2 separate regions of the Mus musculus genome follow, and region 1 is linked to region 2. A link is a loop called in an ENCODE intact Hi-C map of the cell type or tissue named here. Cell type or tissue: heart. All regions are shown on one strand. Links, peaks and the distances in the headings refer to the core of each region. The heading gives the core; the rest is flanking DNA.

Region 1 (16,190 bases), core at 4,118-12,117, 110 kb before region 2:
CACAAAGCAAAGCACAGACAATCTCTCAAGTTCCAAAAGTATAATCTCAATCAGAGGGGATTCTTCCTCGAATTGAATTTTCTTCTTAAATAATTTTTCTTTTGTTCTATCAAAAGTCTGTAGTCATTGAACTTTAAACCATAACTGCTGTTCAGGGAGGACACTTCGCTGAAACCACACACGTTTTGCTTCTCTCGATTTTCTTTCATCAAACTTCACCTTGTTACTGATGAGAGCAGACAAAAGGCTTTCTGTAGCTTAAGATGATGGGAAATACATCTTCAGACCTAATGTGATCTTAATTCTATGCCTCTATTTGCCAATCTTTAATGACCTTTAAGTAAGAAATTAGGATGTCACGTTCTGAATGGACTAGATAATTCGGTTCATTTGAAATACATTTTTTCGTGTATTTTATTTTCATGAGAAGTGTCTGCTTGTCAGTGACAAAAACATTTTGGTTTTCTAGGTCTCATTTGATAGTGTGACTTATGAGATTAAGGAAGGCAGAGCAACTGGAAGGAGAAATAATATTTCTGAGCAATTTCTAAGAATGAAATGTTGTGTTCTCGTTTCAGGTTTCCTGAATCTGCAGTTTCTGTTTTGAAGAGCCAACACTTAAGACAGAAGCTCCTTCAGTCTCTGTTCCTTGATCAGGTTTATTGGGAAAGTCAAGGAGGCAGGCAAGGCATCGAGAAGCTTATCGACGTGATAGAGCGGAGAGCCAGAATCCTTATCACCTACATCAACGCACACGGGGCTAGAGTATTACCTATGAATGAATGACAAATGGCTTTCTGCCTTGAGGGCTATACATGTGTCACATTTGGTTTTTCTTAAATAAAAGATATCAACCTTAAGTGTTTCTAGAAACGAGGCAGCATAGTTGAATACGTGAAACTGACGCAGTTTATATCATGAACTGAGTTTAAAAAGTTTGTAGAGTTTAGAGGTATGCAGATTCAAGAAGTTTCAGAATAACATATTGCTTGCAGAATGCCTGTTAATATATTTTCCTAAGACTCTGGTATGTTTGTCTCAGCATTGTCATTGTGTAATGACCCAAATGATTATTCCTACTGATGTTTAAACCATTTTCATATCATTTGACGGAACAATATAAACCAGAGACACTGGCTCTTCTAATAAATCATTCCCATGCCATTTGACTGACCTGACCAGCTGCTAGAAATGAGTTGATCGGCATTCTCTCATTGCTGATGGTTGCAACAGCTTTTCCAACACTATCCAGAGGCAATTCTACATCACGAAATTGAGGCGTCTGATCTGCAAGTACAACAGTCTTGAAACACCTTCTAAGTAGACATGGAAGTAGATTCGTTACAAACGACCAGTATATTTTCTAGAGTCTAAGATAATCAGCTACCTCTGAACAACAAAATTCTCCTATCCTTCCCTTTTTAAGAAATTTATTGACAGCATAGACATTTCCATATATGACAATTGATGTATTCGATTTGCTGTCTCAATTTTGATCCAATTTATATCTTGTGGTTAGAAAACTAAAAAGTTATGAGGCATGTTGCTACCTGTTTGAAAATTTACTTGTAGAATCCCTTAATATTCTTATTGGTTGATTGGCTTAAAAAAAAGTTAAGGTTTCACATAGTCCAGGCTGGCTTTGAACTCCTTACGCATCAGAGGATGACCTTGGTCTTCTGATGCTTTGCCACCCAAGTGTTGGGATAACAGACAGTATATGACACCATGCCCCGTAGTACTCAGGATCAAGCTGGGTCTCTGTCATGTTAGAGAGACACTGTATGACTAAGCCCATAACCCCAGCCCACTTTTAATGAATATGTAACAATTTGTCATTTTATAAAGGATATACTGTAATTTCTGAAGTTTTCTTTTTTGTTTTTGTTTTTGTTTTTTGTTTTTCGAGTCAGGGTTTCTCTGTATAGCCTTGGCTGTCCTAGAACTCACTCTGTAGACCAGGCTGACCTTGAACTCAGAAATCCGCCTGCCTCTGCCTCCCAAGTGCTGGGTTTAAAGGCATGCGCCACCACTGCCTGGCTGAAGTATTTTTTTTTAATCATAGAGGACTTCCTTGGTGCAATTAGGTTTCATCTGATTTAACTGATATTATCTAGGTATTGACGATAAGTTCAGATATTAAATATATTATGTAGATCAGCTCAATACAAGAAGTCCTAATGAAAGCCAACACTCATGACTGCATCTTCTCACAAAGAACATGGATAGAGAGCATATGGCAACTAATTAGGCAAAATTAAGTCTCAACTAATTCTCCCCCAAATCCCTCTACCAAACCTTTCGTGGGCTTGGAGGAACTAAGGCACACAAAGTTCATGCTCTGAGTCTTTCTGTCCTGAGAGAATTTGCCAGGCCATCACTTATCCTTCTTATACGGAACCTTTGAATCTAGAGCAAATTCTGTCTCTCTTGCTTTCAGCTCTACTACCGCTTATTTGCAAGGTCATTGATTAGCCAGGTGTAGTGATACAGACCTGAAATCCTAGCACCCAGGAAGCCGTGGACGGTTTGCAAGTCTGATGTCAGTCTGGTGTTAGTGATAACCTGTCTGAAATGTGCCTCTCCCTTCATAAAAACTGATTTACTGACTTTTTCTTCTTTTGGAAACTTAAAAAAACTAAAATAAAAAGTTACACATTTTTATCATACTTCTCATCTCCTTGTTTTCAGTTTTGTTCTTAATGCACACATCTTCCGTCTTCTGATGAAAAATAATTTGATATTGATGTGAACTTTTAAAAACATACCAATATAGGCTACATCATAGGAAAAAATACCTGTGTAGATTATAATTGATACAAATACACCAACTTGTCAAACTAGTAAGTCTAAGTGTTAGGTATAAGAGAAGACAGACGAAGGGAAGAGGCACCCACTGATGCCTCTTGTTTCTGCTTTCCAAGGCTCATGACCAAGGACTGCATCTTCCATCCTATATGTTTCCTTTCCCTTGGCGTGGTGAACTTTGTCGCGTTCTCTGCAGTTCTCTCCAGTGTGACCTGAGTATGACTGTGGGCTCTGGTGAGTCCCCACAATGGCTGCTCTCTATGAGTTTTGTCTCACAAATCATCTTAATTATCTTTGTGAGCACTTTTACACCCCCACTTGACCTTGAATTAAAAGATTTCTGCCAAGTTGTCTCATGCCTTATCAAGACGACCTACACATTTATCTTAATACTTTTTTGTTTTTGCAGAATTTACCATTTTAATTCACATTGTGATATTAATTACAGGCATTCTGGCTTTTTAAAAATCTTGCTTTTATGCTCTCAGTTAGGATGCTTCTGAGCAAGCTGGCCTCCCCAAGATGGGTCTGACCCAGATGGGTTTTTGCCTAGTTATTTCAACATGCTTAATTCTAAGCAAAAGGTTCGAGGACATTGCTTATTTTTATAACTTTTGTTTTAAAGATTTATTTTTACTGTTTATTTGTGTGTATACATAGGTATACACACACATGTGTATGCAGTACTCATGGAAGCCAGAAGAAGGGCATCGGAACCTCTGAAGCAATTGTGAGCTACCTGACTTGGGGTCTTGGAACTCAACTAAGGTCCTCTGGAAGAGCAGTGCATGCTCTCAACAGCTGGGCATCTCCCCAGCCTTTACATTCATTTTTAAAATGATTTATTTTGTTTTGCAAACAGTGAGTAATTGATGGTGCATTAGTTTTGACTAATAACTTCAGGCCAAACTCTGATTTCTAACAAGCAACATTTTTCTTTTATTGAAACGATGAGAGTGTTTTTGTATTTCCGATGTGCTAAAGAAAACCTACTGTGATTTGGTATAGAATATCCCATTACATGGCTTATTTGCTCTAACAGATGTAAATAGAAGATAAGGGCTTATTCTGGTGTGACCTGCTTCCTGTTAGCTGATGTGAAAACACACATGTGTCTCAGACCCTGTCATTAAATGCTACAAATTAAATTCGTGTAATTTTTTCTGATACACGAGTTAGTTTTCAAAAGAGAATACAGTGCCCCTCCCCTTTGGAACAGTCCACTCCAGTCTGTCTCTGCTTTAGACAGACTTTAGTCTTTGTTTTTATGACCAAATATTCTGTTTAAACTGGAAAACGGAATAAACAATGAACTTCAAAAGGATGTTTGTTTGTTACTTCACCAGTGGAAAAAAAGAGGCAATTTAGAAGTCAAGATGCCTGCCTGGGTCGTGTGTGCAGGCATGTGTGCACGAATTTGATGTCATAATTCATGATCACTATGCTTTCTCTCCGTGTACATATAGCATCGTACTATAGGGTTGGCAAAATAATTAGCTAGCAGATTTCATTCCTCTTAGGAGGAGATTTAATTTTTAGTTAGCTTTCCATGGTTGCTGCGAGCCTTACAGTAGCTTGAGCTCTCCTTCCTCTTACTCCTCTTTAATCAGGTTGTTAAGTACTTAGGAAGTGTATCATAGTGTACAACATCCTAGACTTATTCTTAAAACAATTTTATCTATGGACTTGAGTAATAATGTGTTTATTCTACTGTACCTTTAAATATGCATTACATTATATGTAACGAATAAATTATTTAGATAGAAAGTTATTTTCATGTTGTCTTATGAAATCCTAATGTTTATTTGAATGCAGACTATTTAAGTCACATTTAATGTACTAGTCTGAAAAACATGTTGAAATCATATATATATGAATTTGATACTTCTGTCTCTCTTTTTTTCTCTCTCCCTCCTTCCCCCTTCTCTCTTTTGTAAAATAATAGTAATAGTAGTAATAGTAATAATAATAATAATAATAATAATAATAATAATAATAATAATAATAATAATAAGTAATATAGCCAAGAACCAGGCTGGGGGAGTCCAGGGTATTCAGTAGACTGTGGCACCGTGATGCTTTGAGTTGGAGCCCAAGCAGTTGGAGTCTCACTGGAGAACACAGCAAGCACCTTGGGTGCTATTTACCAGACTGACTCTTCTGCACTGATGTGTGTTAGAGACACTGATGGTGTGTACTTGAATTCCAGCATGCAAGAGTTGAGTCAGACTGACTTTAAGTTTGGGTCAGCCTGGACTACAGTCAGACCCTGTCTCAAAAACAAATGAAAACCAAAACAGAACTCAGAAAGCAAGAACTTTCACTTTATGAGAGATTTTTTTTTTTTGGACTTGTTAGAACACTTATCTGAAATCAGAAATAGTTTACTGTGACTTTGGCATGTTCTTACAATGTTGGGCCTGATTTTCTACAGAATGACTATTGAGCAAAATTTTAGGGAAGAGATTATGTTGTAGACTCATGTTTCATAGAAATACAAGTTTTTCCTGGTTCAAAAAATGAATGTAATGGTTAAAATTTATTACCATGTTGGACCCTTTTATATCTATTCCAAATATTTTATAATATGGCTTTTAAATGTTTAGCTTTAGAAATATTTTAAAATGGACCTACCACTGTAGTGATGCTGCATTTATTGTTATGATAAAATACTTCACAATCATCTATTTTTCCTAAGAATCACTTTTATCTTTTGGAAAATTTTGCTTTAATAAACTTCTAACTACTGCTGTATACTTTTATATGTTTGAAAGTTATTATTTTAATTTTGAAAAGTTCACTTAGTCAAACTCTTAGGATATAATAATATAATTTTATAACTGAATGGTTTCATGGATTTATTATTTATCTAACTCCCACCCTGGAAATAAACATTTAATGAAAAACCGTGACTTAATTTTCTCCAATTTAGGCAGATGGTTGATTTAGTTTCCTCAGTTTTCTGATATAGAAAGTTAGAGAGTCAAAACAACAGTAAATGCAATTATTAAATATGTATTGAATATATAAAAATATATTTACTATATAACCATATATACATATAATAAATATATAATAAAGCATCTCAACTTATGGACCCTAAAGATTTCACATGGGCATGTGTGGTAATCATTACATGTGTGGTAATGATTTCAACTTTGTGAACTTTCAGGGACAGAAATAAATAGAAAGTTTTGATAATTTCTTGGTATAGTTATTTGGCCATCTACCATCTTACCTTCTGTACTAAGCAATGCAAATGTTGAAATTAATAAGCAAGCATTCATTGTACTAATCCTTAATCAAGACCCATGGTTAAACTTTAAGTTCTATCTTTATCAACTAAGTTTAGAAGACAAGTTTTATCGAAAATTATCCAAAATTAGAACTAAATTTTGAACCTGAAATGTTTAAAGGGGCTTTGTCCTTTTAGCGAGTTTGAGTCTGTCTTCCATTATTAACTATTGCTGTTCACAATGATTATCCCATCCCATCTGGCAGCTGCGAGACAGATCCAATTTGTTATGTCCTTTATGTATCTCTATGTCCAGTGTTATATAACACAACTTAGTAAACTCACACCTCAAGTAAAACTAAAATACCTCAAGAACACACCTAGTCAAACTTCATTCACTTGTGTTCTGTGTTATAACAATAGCATCAAACAGTCTTGAGCTCTGGATTGCCTGTAGAAGCTGTTGAAACTCGTCTGTTCAATAGTTGTGTCCACAACGTCAGTAGGCTCTCAGACCAATAGGTACCCACTTATGAATTCGAAGCTCTTCCTGCTTGGGCCGACAGTCTCTGAGAGTTAAAGTGCTTCCTTTCCAGCAAAATCAAGAGGGTAATAAATCATATTACATAAATAAGAAAGATCACCACTTAATAGAGTAATTACTTGCATACAAAATTGGAAACTGAACGTTAGAGGAAATAGTTTACAAACTTTTTATTCACAAATGTAAACTGATGAATCATTTATTGTTAATAGTTCTGAAATTTTTAGTCAATGTTATGAGTTCCCAATCTACTAACATAATTGTAGCATGTCAGTTGCATTTACTTAATACTTTTATTTATTAAAACTCCGTTATCGGATTTATTTGCTCTTATTTAAAAACAACCAAAAAACTATGGTCTGTTTTGGAGTAGGAGAAAAATAAGCTAATATGTGATATTAAGATAAGCAACTTGACTATTACTCAATAGTTTACTACACATTAGTAATGGTCCCACATTTAATTTAACAATTTTCTAAACAAATTTATGAGCTTTTGCCAGTGGAGTTATTTCCTTAACATTGGAAAAAGTTTTAAGGCCATGTGACCTGTGTCTGTGACTCTCAAAAGCACTGGATGCCTCCTTCCTGTCACCTTTGCCCCTTTCCATTTGACACACAGCTGTCTTCTGTCAGAATATGGCATCTTCCCTACTTTTTAAGCTCTTTAGTCCCCTGGGATGGGCTTCTGCTGTAAGAAAGGCCTGACTCAGAGTTGCTGGCAGTCTGTTGCAGAGCCTAAAAATGTGCATGCTGAGTGAATGAATCTCAGAGACTCTTCCCTGTCAGCAGTGCATGGGCATCATCAACCCCACATTTCTATTCGTCATGGAAAGATTGGGTAGCCCTTTCCCCTCATCCCTCTAAAATGCACTTACTTTGAATAAAAAAAAAACGGAAATAATTATGTATGCATTAAAGAATCCTCATGCATTGTCTTTCTTAAAAAATGCAATCTATATTTCTTAACAGTCCTTGTCAGTACTTTCTAAGGTTTTTGTGATACTGAGCTAAAAACTGAAGCCAGGCTCTTGGTCCGGTCTTGGCTCTCATTCCATGTTGCAGAATAGCTGGCTCCCACTCTAGTTTAGCAGGCAAGATGGGTCTCTGAGACAGCAATGGGTTTATAAGTCAGACTGAAAGCAGTGGATTTGTAGGTCTGTCAACTATTTCTTTAGCTCCAAGACAATAGGCATTCATTACTTGCTTTATAAAGTGTCATATATTATTGGCTCAGCTTCCATTAAAAAGAATAAAACACTTGTTTCTTAATCAGGCGTATTAGATTTTGAGATCAACATAGTTTGTCTTTGTGTATTTTTTTAATTTGTAGCAACAACAAAAAATCTAAACATTCTCTTTAAATTGGAGAAAATATCCTTATGATCAGGTTTATGAGTCTCAGATAATTTTAGAGAGGAAAGGGATACTTAAAGTTTCATCCATTAATCACTTTTAATCATTTTAACATGACAGTTAAAATGTAAGACAGCTGCTAATGTGACAATACTAATTGTTTGCTAAGTATTGTGATAGTTCCTGCCTTAATCTCTTGTGTCACTTCCTGTTTTATAGGGATACCAAAACCATTGTCTCCAGTGAGAGGGACATTTTTAATAAGAGTGGCATGGCAGGACCAGGAGTAGCAAGTCTCTAATTAAAGTCAGAACTTCCTAGTTAAACCTACACTGTAGTGTGGGTTTTCTCCACTGGAGACATTTTAATCCCAAAGGCCCTTGCGATGGCAGCTGGTAAGTGCAGTGTAGTTTAGCTGTGTTTCAGTTTGTTTTCTGTTGCTGTGACCGAAGAGAAAAGGGTTTACCTGGCTTACACTTCCAGGTAACTGTCCATCACTGAAGGGAATGAAGGAAGGAACTCAGGCAGGAGCCTGAAGGCAGGAACGGAAGAGGAAAGCTCCTTAGCTGCTTGTTTCCAGCTTCACACTCAGCCAGGTGTTGGCAGTGCTGGATTAGGCCCTCCTATATCAGTTATCAATAAAGACAATGCCTCCCAGAATTGGCTACAGAGCCAGTCTGATGGAGGTGACAGTATTGAGGTCCTCTCTCCTCAGGTATGTCACGTTATCAACCAAGATTAGCTGTCACAAGCAGTTTCCCTGACAACCAAGATCACCACTCTCATCAGGAGAGAAGTAAAATATCACTCAGGAGACACACACCCCTCCTGCCCAGCTGAGAGCCACCGCTTAGACATTAAGTCTTTTATGAAAGACAAAACCATAACTGTGCTCTCCTCACAGTTAGCTTATGAATATATTTGTCTGTGAAATTCCATGCATCAGAATCTATTACCACCCTGTATGACATTGGGGAAAATTCAGAGAGACGAGAAGGCTTCAGAAAACCAATCATTTGCCATTCAGGCGAGAGACACATTGGAGGCTCTGGAAGATTCTAGGTGAGGAATCAACCTGGGAGCCCACGGCAAAGCGAACACTAGGACCTTGGGAATGGCTGTGGCTGCTGGTAAGAGTGCTTATCCCCTGCTCCGGGACGTAGAACCTGTATTCCCTGAGAACGTTTCTGTCAAAGAAACTCAATCGTAGCCTCAGCAGCATTTCAAAAACTACCCTGATAGAGGGTCAAAGAAGAAGAAAGTATTGTATTGTGAGGAAAAGAATGAGACAATCACCCTAGAGAGGAACTGCTGAGCCAGGACACAGTCAGCTGCCAAGTGGGTCCTGCAGAAAGAGTAGTAATGGTAAATGGGGGAAGCATGGAGCCTAGGTTGGGGCAGACACATTAGTCAGCTTTCAGTACTATTATGAAATGCTTGAGGCAACTAACTTATAAGGGCTAAAGGTTTATTTTGGCTGATGGTTCTGCAGCTCCACTATAACTTCAATGTTCCTTTAACTTTAGGTCTCTAATGAGGATGGAACATCATAAAAAAGAATGTACAGTAAGGCAAGCTAATTCATGAGTCTGGAAGCAAGAAGGAAGAGAATGGAATGAGGGTCTCACATTTCTCTTTAAGGGTACAGTACCAATAACCTCGAGACCTCCCATCAGGTTCCACCCTTCCCTGTAGCATTCCTGGGGGTGGGTGTTGAGCATTTGACACTTTGAGCTTTGGCAGAGTCTTATCCAAACCACATTGATAAGTAGACAAAGGAACAAACCATAGCACTAAGTAGACAAAGGAGTTCTGCAATAGCAGAATACCATTAAATCTCAGTGACTTAAAACACAGGGGATTTCTTCGGGTATACATCTATCATAGAAAGGTTTTACACCCAAGCACTCAGATATTTTCATCTCTATGCCCGAGTAAAACACAAAAATCTGGAAGGAGTTTGCCATTCCACACCTTGGGTCCATAGCCTGCAAATTACAACTCTCTGTTGAATGGCTAAGTATAGCACATGGTGAAAGTTTCAGGTGTTGAGTCAAAGTAAGCCACTCCATACTGCATCCTGATAACAGTGTTGAGGGAACTGAGCACCCCAACCCACTGTATCCTGACTTCCTTGTTGTAGTTGATAGCCATGCAACTTACCAGGAAAGTCAGGGGTTTTTTTTGTTTGTTGGTTTTTTTCTGTGTGTGTGTGTGGGGGGGGGGGCGGCGAAAAATTACACTACTTATTTAAATGGGCCAATCAGAATATCAGAATATTTTTGTCATCATGATAAGAAAAAAAAGATTTCAGAGTTGAAAACTAAACCAATAATAATCTGCAACATCTTCTGCTGAGCTGAAACAGATGGATAAAGAAGAGATGATAGGGACAGTGAGGATGGCAAGAGAGCTAGGTACGGAAGGATGGAGGGACAGATGAAGACTATGGACACTAAACCCTCAGGCTGCAGAGCCAGATCCCTGCTACCCCCACCTCCTCCCATCCTGGCTTTTGGAGGAGCAAGTGGAAGACTTGTGTTCAGTCTCTTCAACCCTCACTTACTGTGGAAGAAATTTACCCATGTTGATTGGAGAATAAGCATGTGAATTTTTTTTGTCTTCCTCCTGCTACAGTTTACTATGATTGGCTGATGCTCTCGGTCCTGATTTTCGAGGCAGCCATTTTAGAGAGTGATGCTAGATGGACTGCCTTCAACTGAATGTCTGCCCTCAACTTACTTTAGTGGTTTCTGTCCATGTTTGTAGGTATAGGCACAAGAGGGACTGTCATTCTCAGCAACCTGAGGTGTTCCTTTAAACTTTAGGGACTTTGATTCAAGCGAAAGTGGGATTTGTGGCTTCAGTGCTGAAAAGAATTTCCAGATTGGGAAGTTTATGAAACAGAGGTGAGGTTTAGTAGATTGGTTGATATCAGATTCAATACCAGGGCTAAGAGACAGAGGTACTCTGGAGAAAGTAAGACATGTTGTCAATCATGAGCCTGGGTTTCTCAAAGAAAAGCTGCATCACCTCATGACTGTTTGCAATGGTCACATATAGGATTCTAGTAGGGTTAAGTTTATTATCTTAAAGGGCTATCAAGGAATGCACGTAAGGTCACAAGGTGGCTGCTGAGGCATCTGATAGAATTCTAATCAATAACGTAAAAATCTAGACATGCAGGAAGATAGGATATCTTCATTGTAAGCAAAATTAATCGTCTTGTTTGGGATCCTAAGATCATGCCTGAGGAAGGATCTGGGGCCCTACCCAAGGTCAAGTACATTCAGCACTTAGGCCTGGTGTTTAATACTGTAATATAAAATATCTATAAATGTTAGAGGAATATTAAATCTATGCCAGCAAATGTTAATTTTTAGTGCTGGAATGCTTGGTTTTCAGTTGGCTTCAGTACAAATCTGGAGTGAGGGCTCTCCTCCCTTTCCATATCCCCAAATTACCTGTCTTTCCCCCTGCCCCAGCTTCCACTAAATGCTATATTTATTTTCTTGTCATGTTTTATTGACAGGCTTGAATGTCTTTTTCAGAAAAGCTGCCTTGTGATAGGCTTGTGTTCCAGTGAACTGGGTATGTTGCTGGAAGGGATGGTGGGGGATGTGGAGTAGAATTTAGCAAGCTCTACAAGACTTAAGCAGGAGGGTGTCCAGGTAAGAGCTATTATGGGTGTGGTTTTCAAGAGTTTTTCATAGGTGTGTATGGGTCATTTAAAAATTCTTAGGAAATGTGCTAATTTATGAGAAAAACATTGCTATGAGATACAATTTCAATATATTTTTTGAAATATGGTATAAAAGGAGCTGCTTCAGGGTTTAGATCTATTTTCCTCAGCTGTCGCATCAGTAGTCTTTAAAGAGAGTTATGTAAACCAGAGAAGGTCACTGAGGACACACTCAGGAAGGAAAGACTCAGTAGGGAATGGACTTGCACAACCATACATGTATGCTCATGCTCATGCTCTCTCTCTCTCTCTCTCTCTCTCTCTCTCTCTCTCTCTCTCTCTCTCTCTCACACACACACACACACACACCAAATCCAAATGAATTAGATCTTTTTTTTTCTTCTTTCTATTAATGAACAGGCTGATTTCTCTTTGTGGTTGATCATAAAACAGCTTATTTACTCATTTCTGGCTGGAGCTGTGAACTCAGGTTGAGGAGGCCAAAACCATGAGTTGCAACTCATACGTCAAGGCTTCTGACACAGGGGCCTCTCAGGTTGTGATGATGAAAGACTTCACTTCAGTGGCTAATGCGATTTCTCTAGTGCTTTATTCATTCATTCATAATACCAATGTTTACTGAGTGCCAGCTATGTGTCAGGATTGCTTTTGGTCTCCTGAGAAAGCAGGAAGCAGACAGTTAGGGCTTTCCTCATTGGCCATTTATCTTCTTCAACTTAATGCCAGTGCATCTGTGGAATAACAGAAGTTAGTAGCATTCATTCTAGATGGTGCACACATCATGAAGACTAAGTTCACACAGATTTCCTTTAGTTTTCCAGTCTTCAAAAGTCCCTACAAGGAAAGGACACATCAATGTTTGGATGTCCTTGTGTACACAACATGGGTCTCTTGGATCAACCCAAATATTCATGCCTGCTCTCCCCAAGGAACTTCCCTGTCAGCAGTGGTGAGCTCTCCACCATTCTACTGTCTGGTCTTCTTCCACTTGCTCTTAGGGAGGGAAAGCTCCCTATAAATCACAACAACAACTACAGAAAGGAAGAATTTGGGTGGCCGCCAGGCTTGCTAGTGAACGATTCAAATCAGGGAAATGTTCTAAAAATCAATATTTAAAGAGCATACTTGGCAAGATGTTCTACCCTGAATGAAATGGATGGTGTTTGTGAAGAGGAAGACTAATGTGAGGACAGCCAAGTTCAAGGGCTGTCCTCTGTGAGCTGCACCAGCCCCTAGAGCTTCCCCTGTGGCCAGAATCCTTATGTTCTATGTCTAAGTACTTTGCAAAATTGCTACCTTTGTTTCATCTTTTTTATTTATATATTATTTATTTATTTATTTATTTTTAGTAAAAGCCTCTTCAATATGGTTTCCATTTATTGAAGTAACTTCTCTGCACTGTTTGGATACCCCATCTTCATATAACTTCTAGTGCTTCTTCTCTTTTTCACTAATAAAATGTACTGGACCTTTTATGCTATACATTTTCTCATTTGCACATTGAAATGATTTCATGTGAACTATAGAGAGTGGTGGCATGGAAAAAAAACCACAGGGCAGATACTCCCTTAAAAATAACACCCCCCTAAGAATAATAACTGTCCTAGTCAGATTCGTTCTGTAATGAGAACATACATGGTACCACACTCTTCAAAAATCCTGTTTTCTTTTCAAAATTTACTTAAAGAAAACAAAAACAAAGAAAAAAACCTCCTAAACCTGCATATACTCCTGGGGTGCAAAGCAATATGCCTTAAAAATGTAATATAGAAAGAGTAAATTAAAGCAACTAATGTACGTATCACTCCCAACTCCATTCTTCATGTTAACCCTACCCACCAAACAAAAGTGAGAGGAGCATGTACGCAGGATCAATTAGGTAGATGTCAGCTGAACTGATTTGAAATCCAGTTCTGTCTGACTCTGCCAGTTATGCTTGTGAAAATTAGGTTCCTCAAGTTTCTTCCATCCACCTTCAGATTTCGCCACCTTGCCTCTGTGGCTTCCTTGAGAGAGTTTGTACCTTGGGCATGTAATGAGATAAACTGCAGAAACCACAGCATGTGTAAAACTGACTAATAGGCACCCGTGGGAGCCAACAGTACATTTGTGGTGCCTCTTACATGGGTAGTGCTAGTCAGGTGTGTGAAGTGGTGATCTTCGGTGTCCCCTCCTACCAGAAGCTGATATTTAAAAGGATAAGTGTTAGGCATGTGCTGCAGGGCTTCTTCATTCATAGAGACAAAGAGAGCATGGACTGTCCTATGCATACTGGGTCCCATCTGTCATGATGCAGAGTAGCCTAAAATGATGCCACAAGTTAAGTAAATACTTCTTTCTCTTTCAAGCCTCGGTGAGCATTTTTCTTGATGCCTTTGGATCCCCCTGGGAAGGAAATCACAATGTAAAGCCATTCTTTACATTCGATGTGAGTTTGAACAAAGGGCTGTGGGGCTTCTGTGGGGTGAAAGCTGGCAAAGTTCACGGAACAAAAGAGACCAAAGCCCCCTTAAAATCACAGCATTCCACTTCATTTTACTTTGTGTTGTTATAACGTTAAAGATTGAATTTGCTAGTTTGCAAGTAGACATAATGGTTAGTGCAGAGCTGGTTGACTGGTTCGTTAGTGTGCTTCAAAGCAAGAAGGGAGGCAAAAACCAAGCCAGATTGAAATTCAGAAAATCAGCTCTTTGCTGGAAAGAAAGTCTTTTTTTTCCCCCCTTAGAGTACTAGAGATAAGTTTATTTTCAGGAATAAGAAGTGATACTTAACTTGATACTGTTGTTTTTTTTTTATGGAAATATTTTTTGAAGTGATACTGTTGTTTTCTGCAATACCAGATGGAAGCCTTAAAAGTAACAACTAGACCACAATATATATCCAACAACTCAAAATCTACTCAGTTAAATTGTAGAGCCTTTGTACTGAGGATTGGAGAAAATTGAAACAGTGAAAGAACACACATAACTCTTTTAGAGACAAATACAGATTTTAAGAATACAGGGTTTTCTGTGCAACATTCTGATATTAGCAGGGAAGAAAGTCAGAGGTAGCTGAGTTTACTTTGTGACACGCATAGCAGAATAACAGTCATGGCTTCAGTCCAGCTTTCTTTGTTGGATGACGTACTTTTTCAGAAGACTGTCTTCCTTCTTATAAAGTTGAGACAATTTGTTAAACTCATGCCTCTGCAGAAACAGAAGTGAGAGAACTCTCAAAATAATTTTGAAGCAGGGCAGTGGTGGTGCACGCCTTTAATCCCAGCACTTGGGAGGCAGAGACAGGAGGATTTCTGAGTGTGAGGCCAGCCTGGTCTACAGAGTGAGTTCCAGAACAGCCAGGGCTACACAGAGAAACCCTGTCTATAAAAACCAAAAAAAAAAAAAAAAAAAAAAAAAAAGAATTTTGAGATTAAAAAACAAAACAAAACAAAAAAACTTTGAGACAAAAAGCCATTTATAAAATATAACTGTTGGGACACAGAGTTCTATAAATTCTGTTCATTTCATCAGTTGTCTTCCTTGTTGATTTATATTTACTAATCTTTTTCAATCTCATTAAAAAAACAAAAACAAGCAAGCAAACAAACGAACAAGCAGACTTGACATACCTGGTTTCCCACTAAAGGTAGCAAAATACTTAAGCCCTAAAAACACCAATAGCAAAACAAACACGAAAGGCTTGAGTACCAGACAATGGAAAGGAAAGAGATTCAGAGGCTAGGAGGTCATCTAAAGAAATGGGGCCCTGGATATAGCAACGTATGAAACACATGTGTGTCAAGGAGCTCAGAGGGCCAAAAGCTATGAATACCTTGCTGAGGAAATTGAATTTTTGTTAGATTTTCAGTGAGAAGGTCATTCAGATGATATGGAAAATGAATTCGGGACAGGCAAGACTGGAAAGGGGTAGATAGGCAAGAAGCCTGTGAGGGAACAGGACAGGCAAGACTGGAAAGGGGTAGATAGGCAAGAAGCCTGTGAGGGAACAGGATAGGCAAGACTGGAAAGGGGTAGATAGGCAAGAAGCCTGTGAGGGAACAGGATAGGCAAGTTTGGAAGAGAAGAGATGCAGAATGAGTTCATATTTATTAAGTCTGAGCAACTGGGTGGGGCTATCAAGATTTTAAGAATGGCCTCTGCATTTTGGAATTGAGTAGTCAGTTTCATAACGATGCTTGCCCTTCAGCATCTTTCAGGGAAAGATGGATGAAAAATGATTTGGTAAATAAAAACCTAAACCACTATTTTGTACAACACATGTGAACATGCATTCAAGTGTGGGTCTAGAAAATAGAGAAGCGGTACACAGTACATAAAGACCATCAGGCTCCGACTGTTGGGATTTTGATGGGAGATGTGTCTGCTGTGATATTGCCCTGGGTCTTATTGGTTGTCTGGAAGTCCTTTGGCTTCTACCCACAATGAGCCAGCAGTGGCCTCTCCTGTTAGACAACCCAAAATAACCCCTGGACATGACAAAATGCCCTCTATAAAGCAAAGGCACCACCCAGTTGAGAGCCACTGCTTTCAGAATATAATTCAG
Region 2 (16,190 bases), core at 4,002-12,001:
ACTGGAGAGAGACCTGCAGGGGGCCTGCTGTCTCCAGACACACAACTGGAGAGAGACCTGCAGGGGCCTGCTGTCTCCAGACACACAACTGGAGAGAGACCTGCAGGGGCCCACTGTCTGCAGACACACAACTGGAGAGAGACCTGTAGGGGCCGCTGTCTGCAGATGTGTCCTTACTGAGGGCCCCAAAGCCAAGGACATTAGAGAATTTACAATGACTCTCAAGTTTTCCTTTATATCAGAGTTCCAGTTTAGGCCTTTTGTTTTATTCTGGGTTTTAGCTGACAAGATAAAATTGTGTATACAGTTGTATACTATAATACTTTAAAATATGTATATGTTATGGAATGTCTTAATCAATTACATAGTACACGTCTTACTTTGTATATATTTTTAATTGCTGAAAACACTTTAAATGTACTCAGAAAATTTCAAGAGTGCAAAACATTATTAACTATAGTCACTCTTACTCTATTCTGCCTATCCAACTGAAATTTCATATCCTTTGGCCAGTCTTTCCTGTCTTTTCCCAGCTACTAGAAACCAGCTCTCTACTCATTGCTTTGCTTAGACCATTTATTTCAGATCCCACATGTAAAGAAAAGTCTGCAGTATTTCTTTCTGTGCCTGGCATATTTCATTTAGCATTCTGTCTAGGTCTACTGACATGTCACAAATCATAGATCGGTCCAATGCACCCATGTAAATAAAACTCTGTTGCTATGCAATACACAATAAGAAAGTAGATCATGTAGAGAAAAGGATCAAAACACAAAGCGTCCAAGCTCCCATCTAAATGAGTTTTTAAGACAAAATAACAATCAAATTATAATTATACACCAGAAGAAAAGAGCAAAAGCTTACATTATAAATGAGTAAAACTAGTTCAAAGCTAATGGGAATCGATAGCTAAATATAGGCAAGCTGAACTATATATAACTTCAATTCAGAATGTTCTAGAAGACATTCAAAAAACCTCGAAAATTAAAAATATATGTAAAAAAATTTAGTAGACTGCAGAAAGAATGTGATCATGCTTTAGGGAAAAGAAAGGGAAATTAAACTTGAGAAACTATAGTCATGCAATAAAATACCTTTAAAAGAGATAAAAGAAATGCAGTAAGATGTGGGTAAGGGATTAAATGTCGGAACACACAGAAGGCAGAGGCACGAGATTTCTGCTTTGAGGTTAGCCGAGTTGACCAGCACAGTGCAGTCACCCAGAGCTTCAGGATGAGATCATGTCACCACCTCCCTTCCACCACCAAAATAGGAGAAGGCTACACCGCTTGTGCATTTGAAAGTCTCCATGAAACCACAGATTTTGTGGGAAATTCTAAAAAATAGTATGATAGGAGCAAAAACATACACATTGAAAAAGTTATTTCTTCATAAAATTCTAAATGAAAGCAGATGACATTACAAATGCACAAGGAAAAGGTTTCACATTTTCATAACAAAATATTATGTTTAGGATTCAAACAAGAGTAAAAAGTTACCATGGAAAGTTATGAGGTTTTTACAAAATATAACCACTCTTACGATTATAAAGATGAAATGTGATGCTATTACATTTTAAAGATTATTATGAGTGAACCCTCTTCCCTCTTATATTTTAAATGAAGATCCACGATATGGCCCACTTCAGTCTCCTGGCCCTCTGTCTTAGCCTCCTGAGTGCTGGATTACAGTGCATCCTCATTCCTGTCCAGGAAACTTCCTGAATCTTATCCTACTACTGGACCACAGATACCCAGGGCTGTGGTTCTACGATGTGTTCTCTTCTTACTCAAAGTTCTCTCCTACCTTTCATCTTTCTTGTCCTACCTATTATCCTTCTGGGTCAATTTATCTTTTAACATCATGGCAACTGTTGTTAGAAGTGACACAGATCTTCAATCCAAGTATATAACCAGTGTGCCACCCCCCTCCTTTCTTGGCATATCTTCATTTGACTTTCACCCCATCAGAGTCTAAGGCAGGCTGTAATTAATTTTGCAAAGAGTTCTCTCTCTCTCTCTCTCTCTCTCTCTCTCTCTCTCTCTCTCTCTCTCTCTCTCTCTCTCTCCCTCTGTGCACACATGTGTTACTGTGATTACATGTTTGAGGCTTGGCTATTCTATTTAAGAATGCCACAGATCACGACATTCATGGGTGTGACACTGGCATCAATTCAGCACAAGTACATTGACTACTAGAGGATTCTAGAGGCAAGTGAGGGTCACGTTGCTATGCTATCTCATGCTGTCCAATTCTCCAGCGTCATTCAGCCAGCACCAACCTTGGCATCCTGGCAGTGTTTCAGAATGCTTGCTTCCTCAGAAGTTCAACGCTGTACACTGAACACTGTGTTTGCTTCCCAGTTATAGAAAACACTTGCAGCTTTGCTAATGTTTCCTGTGGGTTTTTTTTTTTGTGTGTGTGACTATTTTCTTATGGTTATTCTAATACTATGTATTATTCTATTTAAGATTTTTCCAGATGTCGATGAATAACAAAATAACATTTTGTTATTTCTGTATAGACTTAAGAACCAATTTGTAAATTTCCTGAGAAATTCTGGTAACTCTATGATGAGTAAATTAAATTTCAGCAGCATGGTTTTTTGTTTGTTTTGTTTTGCTTTTTGGTTTGTTCTCCTTAGAAAGTTTCCTTCTTGAGGTTTGGTGAACATCCCAGACGCCTGATTGTTTGTTCTCTATAATCCCACAGGGACTTTTAAAGCCACTCTCATGTCTCTTCCCCATTATTTTACTTTCTTAAAAATTTAAGAGTTAGTTTTTAATGAACACATAAAAAGATAGAAACTATATGTATTACTGTAGTATACTTTGATACTTCAATTTAAGTATACATTGCATGTTTAAGTCAGGTTACACACATCTTTCCAAATATTTACCATTTCTATATGATGATAACATTCAAAATCTCATTTCTAGCTTGGAAAAGTCAACCATATGTTAATGAGTGTTATGCATAGATACATGCCACACTAGAACTTTTTATTCTTTCTTTCCTTTTTTTTCCCCTGGGGGAGGAAGTTACTTGTCTAGGATGGAATACTGTCCTTGTGTTCATGTGGTCAGCATGCTATCTACTGCTGAGGCTGAGTCACATCCCCAGGGGTTGCTGCTATCTAACTGCAGCTCAGAAGGCCCTGATTAGCCTTCCTCCTATCTCCCGTCCCCTCCCCCTCCGCTCTCCCCAGCAGCTGGCCTTGAGTCCTCTCCTCTTCTCACAGCTACATTCTCTAAGCTACAAAAGATTGCCCATAACTTCCGAAGGGTAGCATGATTTTCAGAAGTTTCTGAGAAAGAGTCTTAGTGTTTTCACACTGGTGCAAGATTCAGCATTGATTCTAGTGAAAACCAGGAACCCTATTGTTTCTAGCATATAAATGACCAGATAAAGAGCCAGAATTTAAGGCAAAAATAAAAGACACCAGTCTTTGCTCTTTACCACAGGAAGATCCAACTGCAGCAAATGCTGTCTGTTATTCTACATACTATTAGAGAAATTCACAAAGCAATAATGAAGCTTAGAAATCATTTTCATATGACTTCGTAAGCTGTTGACTCAAGAAACAAATCTTTTATTTCAAAAGGGTAAGAGGCTCTTGCTTTTGGTGCCAAGTAGAGTGACCATGACCTTGGAACATAGATTTAGATCACTGCATATTACACATTCCAGTGTGGCACTGGTTTTATGACATTTGTATGGTAGCATAATAAAGTTATAAATCAAGATGTCATTGATTAGGGATCTCGGCTTAGGCCTCAGATACTATCTGCAGATATCCTTAGCTTTTGAATTGCTTGAGGATTGTTAGTGCATTCCAAAAGGTTTCACCTGATAGTCACAAGAATGTAAAGTCAGATATAGAAGTAGACAAGGAGTGGCTATCATTGGGGCTGAAGATAGATGACCCGGGGTAAATTGTAAGGTCTTTAACTTGCAACATTCTATCCTGTCCATAATCAATGAAGTTCTAATCAGTTTATCAGTTTTGTAAGGTGCAGCTTCTTTGTAGCTTTCCTTAACAAACAAACAGGAGGAGGTCTTGCCTGGATGCTATTATCTGGAACCTAGATGAGGGTCAAGGACTATCTGGTTACAGCCTGTGTTGAAGCAGGTGATGTGCTCTGTCCTGAATGGCAATGCTCCCATTATCCAGTAACTCCTTTTGTACAAACAGAACAGGTGGTAAGTCCCAGCCCAACTGCAGATTATGCTTTCTTCTGACCATCTCTCTCTCAGAGATACTGACCTCACAAGCATCATGCATTCATGTTCCTGGGTCACCTTATTTGCATTTCAACCTAAGTGAAACACTGAGACATACAAAAGCACCTGTACCAGGGGCCTGGCTGGTCCCATCAACTAGACTGCTAACATGAGCTGACTTGTCACTTAATGCTATGCCTTGTGTTTTTCTTACTATTATGAATGGTTTCACAGACTATCAATACATGACCAGCCCATGACCAAATGAAATCAAGACAGAAACAGCCCAATTGCATTCATGTTTGAACATGGATAAAATATAAATAAAATATCAAGCATTCTCCTCTCCTGGTAAACAGAAGTGCCTTGGTCTTTGTACCTGTGGACTTTCATCAAGATAAGCAGAGGGGCAGCCCTGCTTCCTGACAACTTATGATCCAGACCAAAAAATATGTTGTCTTTCCTAGAATCACCTAACATGATTCTCAGTGTCTTAGTTAGGGTTTGTTAGAGTCACAGAAATTATGGCTCTCACTCTCCCTCCCTCCCTCCCTCCCTCCCTCCCTCCCTCCCTCCCTCCCTCCCTCCCTCCCTCTCTCTGTGTATGTGTGTGTGTAAAGGGAATCTATTGGAATGACTTTCTGGCTTCAGTCTAACTAATTCAACAATGACCCACTGTGAATAGAAAGTCCAAGAATCTAGCAATTGTTTGGTCCCATGAGGTTGGGTGTCTCAGCTGGCCTTCTGTATAAGCTGGAATCCCAAAGAAGTAGGCTCCAATGCCAGTGAAAGAATGGATGTCTGGCAAAGTGAAGGCAAGCAGATGAAGAACAGATGAAACCTTCCTTCTTCTAATGTCCTCATATAGGCTTCCAGCAGAAGGTATGTTCCAGAATAAAGGCGTGCCTCAAAATCTGTATTAAAGGTATGTGTCATTCCTCCTCAAGATCTGGATCAAAATTCTGTGTCTTCTAGCTTCAAGATACAGGTCAAAGACACGCTGTTGTCCTGCCTCAAGATGTATATCACAGGTGCATCTTCTATTTCTGGATTGTAGCTCATTCCAAATAGATTCAAGGTTGTCAACTGAGAGTACCCATCATAGGGTTGCTATCGCTGTGATGAAACACCAGGGCAAAATTCAACTTGGGGAGGAAAGGGCTTATTTGACTTGCATTCCCTTATCACTGTTCATCATTGAAGAAGTCAGGACAGGAACTCAAGCAGGTAGTAGACCCGGAGGCAGGAGCTGATGCAGAGGCCATAGAGGGGTGCTGCTTACTGGCTTGCTCAGTGTGTTTTCTTACGGGACCCAGGATCATCAAGCCAAGGGGTGTTCTCACCCATGGTGAGCTGGGTCTCCCCCATCAATCACTAGTTAAGAGAAGTCCCTTCATGCCTCCCTACAGCCCAATATTATAGCATTTTCTCCGCTGAGCCTCCCTCTCCTCCATGTTTCTTGCCTGTGTCACATTGACAAAAAAATCAGCCAGTGCCATACTGAGCTCTTTAATAGTGAGTTTTATTGAGGAAGATTCAAAAAATTAATAACATATAGAATCTCAGTCAATTTAAAACTCTTTATGTAGGTACTAGTTGAGGAAGAAAAGTGAAAGCTGTCACCATTTTCAATAGAAGAAAGGGCAATTTCATTTATAAAGGAAATGACTGTAATCAAATGTCTAGCTCATTTGCCATTGTGTAGACTGGATAATCTATATGTAGGAGAAAGTAATGCATAGCATAGGAATGAACTCCAGATTTTAGCAGTGACTTTCAATATGATGACCCACTGCTTATGATGTCCGGCACTAGCATTAAACAGCATTACTTATTTTCACTTATGTTGATTCTTTTAAAACCAACTGTATATGTCTGTCTAGCATGGAATGCAAGTCCAATACTTTATTACACATTTACTTTACATTGAGTATAGGGATTTTTTACATTGAGTATAGGGATTGCTACATTGATTCACTTTAGCATTATGTTATTTTCATCTTGAGCACTAATTTTCTGGATGTATCTTAGAGCAAACAGACACATAAGTATTAGGAGATCAAACTAAAAGGAAAAACAGTTGGCAGAGGAAATATTTGAAATGTATAACACAACAGAAAGTCCTTCGTAGACTTCCAACTGAAGCTTAGTCTAACATTATGACTGCTTGGCAACAAATGTAAATCAATCAAGTCAGAAAACAAGCAAGCAAACAGACAGACAGAAAGACAGACAGACAGACAAACCCCTGAAAATCCAGGACGCTCCAGCTCCTACTGTTCCATTACCAAGCATAAGTACACACACTGCTCGCCACTATTCTTGATTGGTCTCAGCTCTCCTGGTTGCCAGGTCTCTTCCATGCTCATGCTGTCTCGGTGTGTCAACACCAGTTTTTCTGTTCGGTATTTTGTTTTGTTTTGTCTTGTTTTTCCTGGTGAGCATTTTAGCTCTGCGTGCGAATGTTCACTCTGGGCACTCAGGCACATGAAGGTCTGAATGAACAAACGAAAGCCCTTTCCGGATTCTGACAGTTTGTCCAGCACAAATAGAAGATGAAAGGCCTCTGGATTTCTTTTCTTTTTTTTTTCCCTGCTTCAGAGGAAATGCCTGCCCAGGACTATTCACTGTTTATAAAGTCTCAAGGATTTAGGTTTTGATTTTTCTTTCCTAAAGCTGAATGTTGTTTGAAAGAAAAATGTGAGAAGAAAGGCATAGATCTGTGTCTTTGGGCTGTGCTGCTGGGGTAAGGTACAATCTTCAGTTGGGTTCCACTCTTTCTACGCTGCTTCTGGAAAATATTTGATTCATGTTTTGCCTCATCAGTCTGTGCCAGGGGCATTGCTTACCGTGCCTTCTTTCCAATCTCTCGCTAAAACAAAGAGATATATTAAACTGACAAATGTCTGTGGATACATTTTTTAGTTTATGTGCTTTGATACAGAACAGCCCTACTTCTTGTCTTCACACCCTGCCTAACCACAGGAATGCTCACTGATCAGATTCTTCTTGGCTTAGCAAATATTTATCAAGGTCATTCTTTGGGTGAAGTAAGAGCAATCTTGCATAGCATGTGGATACCTGAACTTCTGAAGTTGAATGGGCACTCACTGTGCTTAGAAAGCAACGGCATGAAATACCAGTACTACAATCAACTTTCTCATCATATAGACAACATTTTGGGGGAAATAGATGGCCAATGGAGTGGCTATAGGCAATTTAATCAGAAATGAGAGAAAAGGTTCAAACTACTTAAGTGTAGAAACACCAAGGCTCTGTGGTTGCAAGGACGATTTTGATTGTTCATCTTAGGAAAATGGAAGCATGCAGGATGGAGAGTGGGTTTAGATGAGAAAGCCATGAGTTCAGCTTGGAATACTTTGACCTTAAATCCTTCCAAGAATCTGGACCTTGGTAGAAATGTTAGCTAATTGGTTATGGAGGGGGTTGGGGATATGGACTGGGAAATAGATTTGGGGGTCATTAGCACTTAGGTTAAAGTACAAAAGTCTTACAGGAGTAACAAAGTGGGATTTTGTGCATTTTGCACATGTCCATGGATTCTAATTTATGTTCTCAGTGAGAAGACTCTCAAGAATATATTTTTCCCCTTATGCAAATGAATGAGGACCTTGCAATCACATTGAAAAAAATCTTTATTCTAAAATTCTCATATTTTTCAATTTCCCAGTGGACCAGGTATTTTAAAGTTCAAAGTCATATACTTGTTTGATAAGACTTCTTTGTTTCTCCCTTTTTTTTACAATCCAAGAAAATGAACTTTGCCAAGATACTTAGTCGGCAATAAGCAAAGTCAAAGTCACACAACCAAGGTCAGGATTAGAAAGAAGTCGTTGAAAAGCACTCTACTTCATTTGACTGAAGATGGTAACGCTGTTTCTTTGTAGATTTTATTTTCACATTAACTCATAAAAATTCATGTTTTCGTGGGTCTTGAAACACCCTAGTACAAATATTGATAAAATGCTAATTAAATTGCCAACACATTTTTACAAGGATTTCTAAATTGCAAAGGAAAGGAAGGGGTATTTTTTTTTATAAATAAAGTCTATACAACTTCTTCACCTTACTCTAACGATATGAAAAGGATGGGCACTCTAACTAATCAATGTTATGATGATTATAGCGTTACGTGAGCAGAAACAGTTTGAAAGGGAAAGGGGATCTATGTTTAAATTCTCTTATTAGTTTATCTTAGAAACAATAAATAAATTTGAAAATAATTTCTATTAGTAGTGACAGTCACTGAAATTATACACTACAGACAATTTTTTCTTTACGAATATTTGCATGTTTTTTAGACTCAAAAATTAACTTCAAATTTTTAGAGATTAAAAAGTAGTTCCTTCCTTCCTTCCTTCCTTCCTTCCTTCCTTCCTTCCTTCCTTCCTTCCTTCCTTTTCTCCCTTCCTTCCTGTCTTTCCCACTCTCAGGATGATATAAGGAACATCTGCTCCCTCCAAAGAGGCAGAAATCCCACAGAATCTCAGTGACCTACTTCACAATGCTCTCTTAAACATGCTGAGCTAGCATAAGTGTTGTTATATAGATGTTCTATTTAAAGAATAACTTAAGATGCTCACTGTTCATTGATAATTAAATTGTACTAACAGTTTTTTCAAAGAAGATAAAAGTTTCTCCTTCAGGTTTTTGCAAGAGCCGAGACTTTATGACATACAGAGACACTTGGGAAAGCATAGGTGCTTTGCCCTCTCTAGGTCATGCGATGTATTTTTTATTACCTTGAATTAAGAATCAGCATTTGAATTCATGTCTTTTCTCTGAGGTTTGCTGCCCTCTAGTGACTGGCTTCCCCAGTTCAAGCCTATGTAATATGTAATTAATTAAATCATTATCCAAATTAAATAATTACAAAAAAATCAATATTTGCAGACTTGAAGCAGAGATATAAAACATTAGCTTTACTTAATCCCACTGTCTCCAGGTGTGAAATTTAGAATCATTCAACAGAACCAATGAAATTGTCAAAAAGAGAAACATGATTTCAAGTTATTGAAAGAGTCATGGGGGTATAATCTGGAATAGTATTTCAGGGATAGAATAAATAAGACACTTAATGTAGTCACAGTTTTCCCATATCTTTAAGCTCAGTTATACCATATTGAGTCTAACTATTACTAAAGAAAATAATTAAAAACAAGCTAAACTGTGATTATTCTTACATAGTTGTTAAAAATTTCAAAATAAATGGCATCAGAAATTAGGAATTCATCACACAAAGTCAAGTTGAGAAATTCTTATAAAATATGCCTATATGTCTGTGGATATACCTCCATGCCCATCGCTGTGTGTTTGTGTGTGTTCATAGGACAATGTGCTTCAGTGTTTCTATAACAAATAGAAAAATGCTGATATTGCTACTTCTGGTTCTATAAATCTTTTCCCTTATCCCATGGTTCATTTATTTTTATTAATAGTGCCTTTAAAACAGTATCATATTTTGATGGTAAAAATAGAAAAAAAAAACCCTTACAGATTATACAGTAGCACAGCACTCTCAGATGCATGGTAGATAGGCCTTCCAAGTATAAGCTATAAGTATAGTCCATATGAACCACAGTGGGGAGCATAAAGAAGGGAAGAAGAGTACAATTTAGGAAAGGGTTTCTTACCTCTGGTAAATGAGTGTCCATGACTGATGAATCAGTACACGAGAAATCAATGGAACAGAACAGTGTGTGCTTTTGTGACAGAGAGTGCGTTTGGACAGACTCAGGAGTGTGATTTTCACTTAGCTTTGCTTGGGATTGCAGCTTGGGCTTATAGACATGGAGTGCTCGGCTGGACAGCCACCACCCTATCATGAAAATTCATGGTCCAAGGTAAGATTTCAATCCCTGGAACTTTCCTAAAGGTGAGAAATAAAATTCCTCCTTGATTGTTCTGAATGGGAAGGTCTAGGACACAGCACTTATGGTACATTAGTGAATGCGGAGGCATGCATACATGGAATTCTTCAGAGTTTCATGTTGTTTTATTGTGCCTGCTATCACATTTTTCTGGTGATTTATGTGCATGGGCCTGACAGTTTAGGGACATGGGCTATCCCTGAATTCATGTATACAAAGATAATGCATGAAAAATTGGCAGTCATCACACATTCCTTTTTGAAACACATGCAACCAGCATTAGACTTTCCTCCCAAAATGGGCATTTCCTAGAGTTTTGGCCCATCTCTCCAACCATCTGTCTTTGCTTCAGAGGCGTTCTCTCTATGTGCCCCATTTTACAGGTTCTCCCTCCAGCTCTTCTTGCTTCTTCAGCTCCCCTTGGGTCTGAATTTCCAGTGGCTTCCTGGTCTATTGTCAAAATCAATACAATTGTAAAGTTCCTTATCACTGAGGGAGATCAAAGCACTCAAACGCCTGTGTAGTAAGCTAAGAGGTAGAGCCATAGATTAGCCAGTGCAATCTTACCGTATTTCAGGCTTCATGGAATAAGGCTTAGAAACCATGCCCTCTGCCCACTGGCCTGGACAGTGGGGTTTCTAGCACACCAGTTCCATGCCCCCCCCCCCATAAAATTCTGCTGTCTCTCCAATGTGATTGCTGCTGAGGTTTCTTCATTCACCACAGCATTCAATCATGAAGTCAATAAAATGACTTGGTCATTCTGCTGATCACAGTGGCATATGTCTTTAGTTCCAACCCTTGGGAGGCAGAGGCAGGATAGTCTCCTTGCATTACAAGCTCGCCTGATCTACAGAGTTGCATAACAGCCAGGGCTACACTGTGAGACTCTGGTCACAAGCAAACTAACACCCCAAAGCAACCCCCCCAAACCCAAAATGGCCATTTTGTCCTTGGCTATATGTTTTGCTTTGTAATAACCTCTCTTTTCTTTTTAAAACCGTTTTAATCAAGGCTATTTATAACCATGTTTTAAAATGTCAAGGATGTCTGTAAGACTTATAAGCAAAAATAGCAGACTTTCCCCGCATTTCTTTCTTTCTGTGCTTAAGAAGTGCTCCAAGATTTTCCAAAACATGTCTTCTGAGTTTCGTTCGCATCCCTGCATCTGGAACACCAGCATGCACTTTGTCCCATCATTTCCCACTTTAGAGAATCGTTCTTTGCTTCCTTCCTTGGGCCACAGGAATTTGTTTCTGTAAAGTAATAATCTTTTCCTCTTGTCATCTTTTTCTTGTCCTTAATGTTATTAATTTAATATTTGGTGATTGGGTACTCAGCGCTTTCATTATTCCAGTTTGGGTTAAAAACACACTCAGTTGTATTTACCTGACGGTCACTCACTGGCCCACAGGAGCTTGCTGTGGTCACACGTTCTCTGTGGTTCTCTCTGAGTCACTGTAGGCTTCCTTAGAAAGTGCTAGTTGTGTTTGGTTTTCCTAATCAAGTTCCTGTGCCTTTAGCTTTGCTTCACTCACAAACACCTGGAGAGCAGAGGACTCCACCTCTAAGCATTGCTCCCCTTGGGTGATTAGTCAGTTTCTTGTTAGTCTCAGAGACGCTCTTCCTGGTGTCTGTCAGCACAGCCCTGGCCCAGGCAATCTTTCTGATCACACCCTCTTTCATAGCTTCCATGTATACTCCACGGGTCGTCACTGTGAGTGGCCTCTTTCCTTGTTCCCTCTGTATGAGAAAATGAACATTGCGTCTTCTCACCGCAGCCGTCTGTCTGCATTTACAGTTCTGGAGCAGGCATAGGTCTTTGCTGAACACTGAAGGCATCATTGCGTGTTTGTCTGGTTCAATACTGATGTTTAGGTATCTGATACCACTCTGGTTTTGTGCTATGCTCTCTATCACAGGCCCCTGGACATTTATAGCATTGTTAAGTACCTTTTTAGTTACAGCGGTGACTTGCTAATCTTTTCAATCTGGCTATGTTTGCCTCCATTTATCTGTTTTTTTGCATGGTCCCACAGTGCTCTCTTATTTGACTGTTGGAACTCTAAGAACAAACTTCTACATTCACATGTCTTGTTACCTATTTTCCACTTTGTCTTTAGATTAGACATTTTGGGAGGGTTACTCCCCCCCCCCCCTTTTAGAAAAAATATAAACACTTTACTGTAAAGAACTTGCTATCAGAAACATCACACAGCTGAATTAACAAAGCCACAAAATAAGTACTCGATCAGACCCAAAGTCTATGCAACTTATATTTCTAGACAGTTCAAACAGCCATTTTGAAGTCATGAGTTTCATCTGGGACTTTGTAATTTCACAAATAATTTTTGAAATAAAAACTTGACAGATAAAACTGGGAAAAGGGCTAACGTATGTCCTCTTTCATAGCTTCCATATGTACCTGATGACTCGTCTGCCCCTCTCCTGAATTTCATCCTTCCTCCTGAAACTATCATTTGTTTCTATTTTGCTTATTAATTCACTTAAATGAGATAAACTTTATTTATAAAGTATGTGTTTTAGATCACCTGGGTCTGGAGTTATAGGACATTGTGAGCTGTTCAAAGTCAGGAACCCAACTGGAGTTCTCTGCAAGAACAATATGCACTGTGAGCCTCTCTTAATCTCTGAGATATCTCATCTTTTACCCTCAGCCTTCAATTTCCTATTTTTCTTCTTCTATGCTGTTAATTTCCAAGAGCTTATAAACTAAAATCCTTGTCCACTTAAACATAATATTCATCATATTCAATTGTTAGTATTAAAATTGTATGATTCTCTTTCTGCTTTTGCCTCTCAGTTTCTGTCTCTCTGTCTTTCTGTCTCTCTCTTTTGAACTGGATAGCTAAAGTCTTGTTCTATAGCTCAGACTACTCGGTCTCAGACTTATGTAGCCTTGGCTAGCCATGAACTCATGAACTGACTCTCTCAGCTCCCTGAGTGCAGGATATGTGGGCACAATTTACTTTGCATCTCTTGAAGGTTTCTGATCACAGAAACTGTGTGAACTCACTGCTCCTGCTGTCCTGCATTGATCCTGTTCTTCATGACTTATTTTTATTTGGCTTCTCATCTCTTAGTAGTGTCATAGCTTTCACCATCCTTTCCTCCTATTGGTTATTTAAGAATGAGTTCTAAGATGCTGTTTAGAAACATTGTGTGTACGTTCAAAGCTTGATGGTTAGTGGTCATTCTTTTTTTATTTAAACAATTTTTTATTAGATATTTTCTTCATTTATATTTCAAATGCTATCCCCAAAGTCCCTTATACTCCCACCCCCCACCCTGCTCCCCAACCCACCCACTCCTACTTCTTGGCCCTGGCATTCCCCTGTACTGGGGCATATGATCTTTGCAAGACCAAGGACCTCTCCTCCCAGTGATGGCCAACTAGGCCATCTTCTGCTACCTATGCAGCTAGAAATATGAGCTCAGGGGGTACTGGTTAGTTCATATTGCTGTTTCTCCTATAGGGTTAACCCCTTCAGCTCCTTAGGTACTTTCTCTAGCTCCTCCATTGAGGACCCTGTGTTCCATCCAATAGATGACTGTGAGCATCCACTTCTGTATTTGCCAGGCACTGGCATAGCCTCATAAGAGACAGCTATATTAGGGTCCTGTCAGCAAAATCTTGCTGGCATATGCAATAGTGTCTGCGTTTGGTGGTTGATTATGGTATGGATCCCCAGATGGGGCAGTCTTTGCATGGTCCTTCCTTCTATCTCAGCTCCAAACTTTGTCTCTGTAACTCCTTCTATGGGTATTTTGTTCCCCATTCTAAGGAGGTATGAAGTATCCACACTTTGGTCTTCCTTCTTGAGTTTCATGTGTTTTGCAAATTGTATCTTGGGTATTCTAAGTTTCTGGGCTAATATCCACTTATCAGTGAGTGTTAGCCGTCTTTCTTATAGGTAAACTAGACAGAAGCCCAGTTCTTTCCTCATCTATTTTTGAGGAAAGAAATGAATGCCAGTGATATGGAAAAGTGAGGGAAACTCTGGAATGGGATTCCCATTCTCTGTGTAGTCCTTCCCAAAATTTCCCTGATTTCAGTGTGGGTCCCGCCTTTACATTTGTTTGCTCTGTGTGGCTTCTAGGCCTGGAAAGAGAATGTACCACACTCATCTGCTGAGTGTAGACAAGATCAGTCTAGTATCTGAGGGAATGGAAACATTGGCATGCTTCTCACAGAAAGTTCAGTCTGACGCTGGCTGTTTCCCATGTCTGTGGTGTAAACCACACGATGCTCTAGTTTGTGGGGATCACTCTACTTCTTTACTCTGTTCTGCTTACAGGTGCCATCTTCTCTCTCCCTTTGACCTTTATTTTATGCTCCACATCTTCCAATACTTCTCTGCTTCTCAGTTTTTCATTCCTTTATTTGACTTTCCTTTTAAAACTATAAGCACTTAAAGTTTATGTGTTAGATATTTATGGAATTGTAAGAAGCAAAACGCCAATCCATACAACTCAGAAAAAATTACTTCCTCCTCTTTCCCCCCATTTCTATTAAAGCCTTGGGTCACACTTTAACCATTGGATGCTGGAATGGTCAAAGTAGGATCTGAATAACCAGTTTCCTTCTCTTTGGTTCATTCACTCAACTAACATGACCTGTTAATTGCCACACATAGAGACACTCTAGAATGTAATTCGAATTAGATCACTTTCCCGACAAAACTTCCAGATATTTCCAAGAGAAGAAATTCATGGCTCATTTACCATTCACTCAGATTTCAGTCTAACCTCTTATCCTGCTTCTCTGTGAATGCATCTCTCATACAAATGGCTTAACTCATCGTCTATGGAAAGCATATGTCTTCTCATTCTTAGAATAACCTATTCTTCACATTCATTTAACCTTACTCATGCTTTTCAGCTACTACGAGGACTCCCTTTGCAGTCATGCAGTTGAATAGAGATGATTTGTGTCAGTTTTATGCCCTATTTCTTTCAATGTAACATCTGTAGCTCTTTTTCACATTTCTCTGCTGGTTTCTAAAGTTCCCTGAAAGCCATGATCCCGGCATATTATTCCCACACCGACTATGCCCAGGACTTATACTGAGGGTTCTCTAGATTCTTCTTTGGGAGACAAAAAAGTCTGTGTATCCATTTTGAAAGAGGCAAGACTCAACATGAAATTCCACTGGCTAGCCAGAGTTTGGAAATTGAGCTCTGGTTTCTGAGAATGTGTGTGTAGGCAAGCCTTACCTCGATTTTATAGGAAACAAAAGATTGGGCCTCAATTCTATGTCAGGTATTCACTGTGGATGAAGAACCAGGGAATTGTCTGGCTGGTGGTTAAAGGTCAAAGAAATGGAGCAGCAGTAATAATATGATGGAGCATGTTTGTGCAGGGCTCACAGAGCTGCTTAGTGGAATTTTCTTCATATCCCTTATCAAAAGCAGGACTAGTCCACGAGTTTACTGAGACATTAAAGGCTGCTGGTATAGTTCTGCGGTCGAGCATTTGCCTACAGTCTATTTCTGAGTTTAATTCTCAGCAGCACAAACACAAGCAAGCATGCAAGCAAGCTAGCAAACCCAAGCTGATCAGCCTGCATGCCAGATTCTCAGTGACCCACCATCAGGAGCTGATCGTGTTTGTATTATTGCCATTTTCTGTTAAATGGGGGATAGGATTTCCCTCTGTAGCCCAGGCTGACCTTGAACCATGGTCCTCTTGCACCAGCTTTTAGAGTCTTGAGGTTGGAGATAGGGTCTTCCTCACTAGGCTTTTCAGCACACTATTGCAAATGAATCAAACTCTTTGCTTTATGGAAGGCAAAGTTCCTTCAGAGAAAGCTTTTTGAATGTAGGGTGTGAATGCTGCTCTCATTCTAGGAAGAGTTCCTTAGTCTCTTAAGGATTCAAAGGTCAGATTTTACATACACAGGGAGGCTACACCACTGCTGTCAATTTTGAGTTCTTACAGCATGTTCTTTCATGTTTCTCATCATAGTAGTCCTACTTGCTTTATGCTATTTATAAAAAAATTCTTAGATTCATACTTTATATTGACTTATTTTAAACTGCATATTCACTGTT

Evidence for each region. A loop is a pair of places that touch in the nucleus more often than their neighbours do. Peaks named below come from ENCODE experiments on the same cell type or tissue, not always from the same donor. Only the 100,000 strongest peaks of a DNase experiment are listed, where the experiment ranks them.
Region 1: it touches region 2 in a loop (2.9-fold over the local background); 4 of 42 quality-filtered maps call a loop at or near these places.

Annotation. Positions count from the first base shown.
Region 1 is chr3:79,940,717-79,956,906 of GRCm38, forward strand. Gask1b (golgi associated kinase 1B) reads left to right here. Exons shown (of 4, transcript NM_133187.3): 4 at 579-5,562. The coding sequence ends at 786. Among named protein-coding and RNA genes, the nearest start is that of Gm36569, 62 kb to the left of the region's middle. In heart, for the core only: no CTCF peak of the experiment used is centred there; a DNase peak (open chromatin) is centred at 7,285; H3K27ac peaks cover 1,178 bases.
Region 2 is chr3:80,049,920-80,066,109 of GRCm38, forward strand. No RefSeq gene overlaps it. Among named protein-coding and RNA genes, the nearest start is that of Gm36569, 170 kb to the left of the region's middle. In heart, for the core only: no CTCF peak of the experiment used is centred there; no DNase peak of the experiment used is centred there; H3K27ac peaks cover 2,971 bases.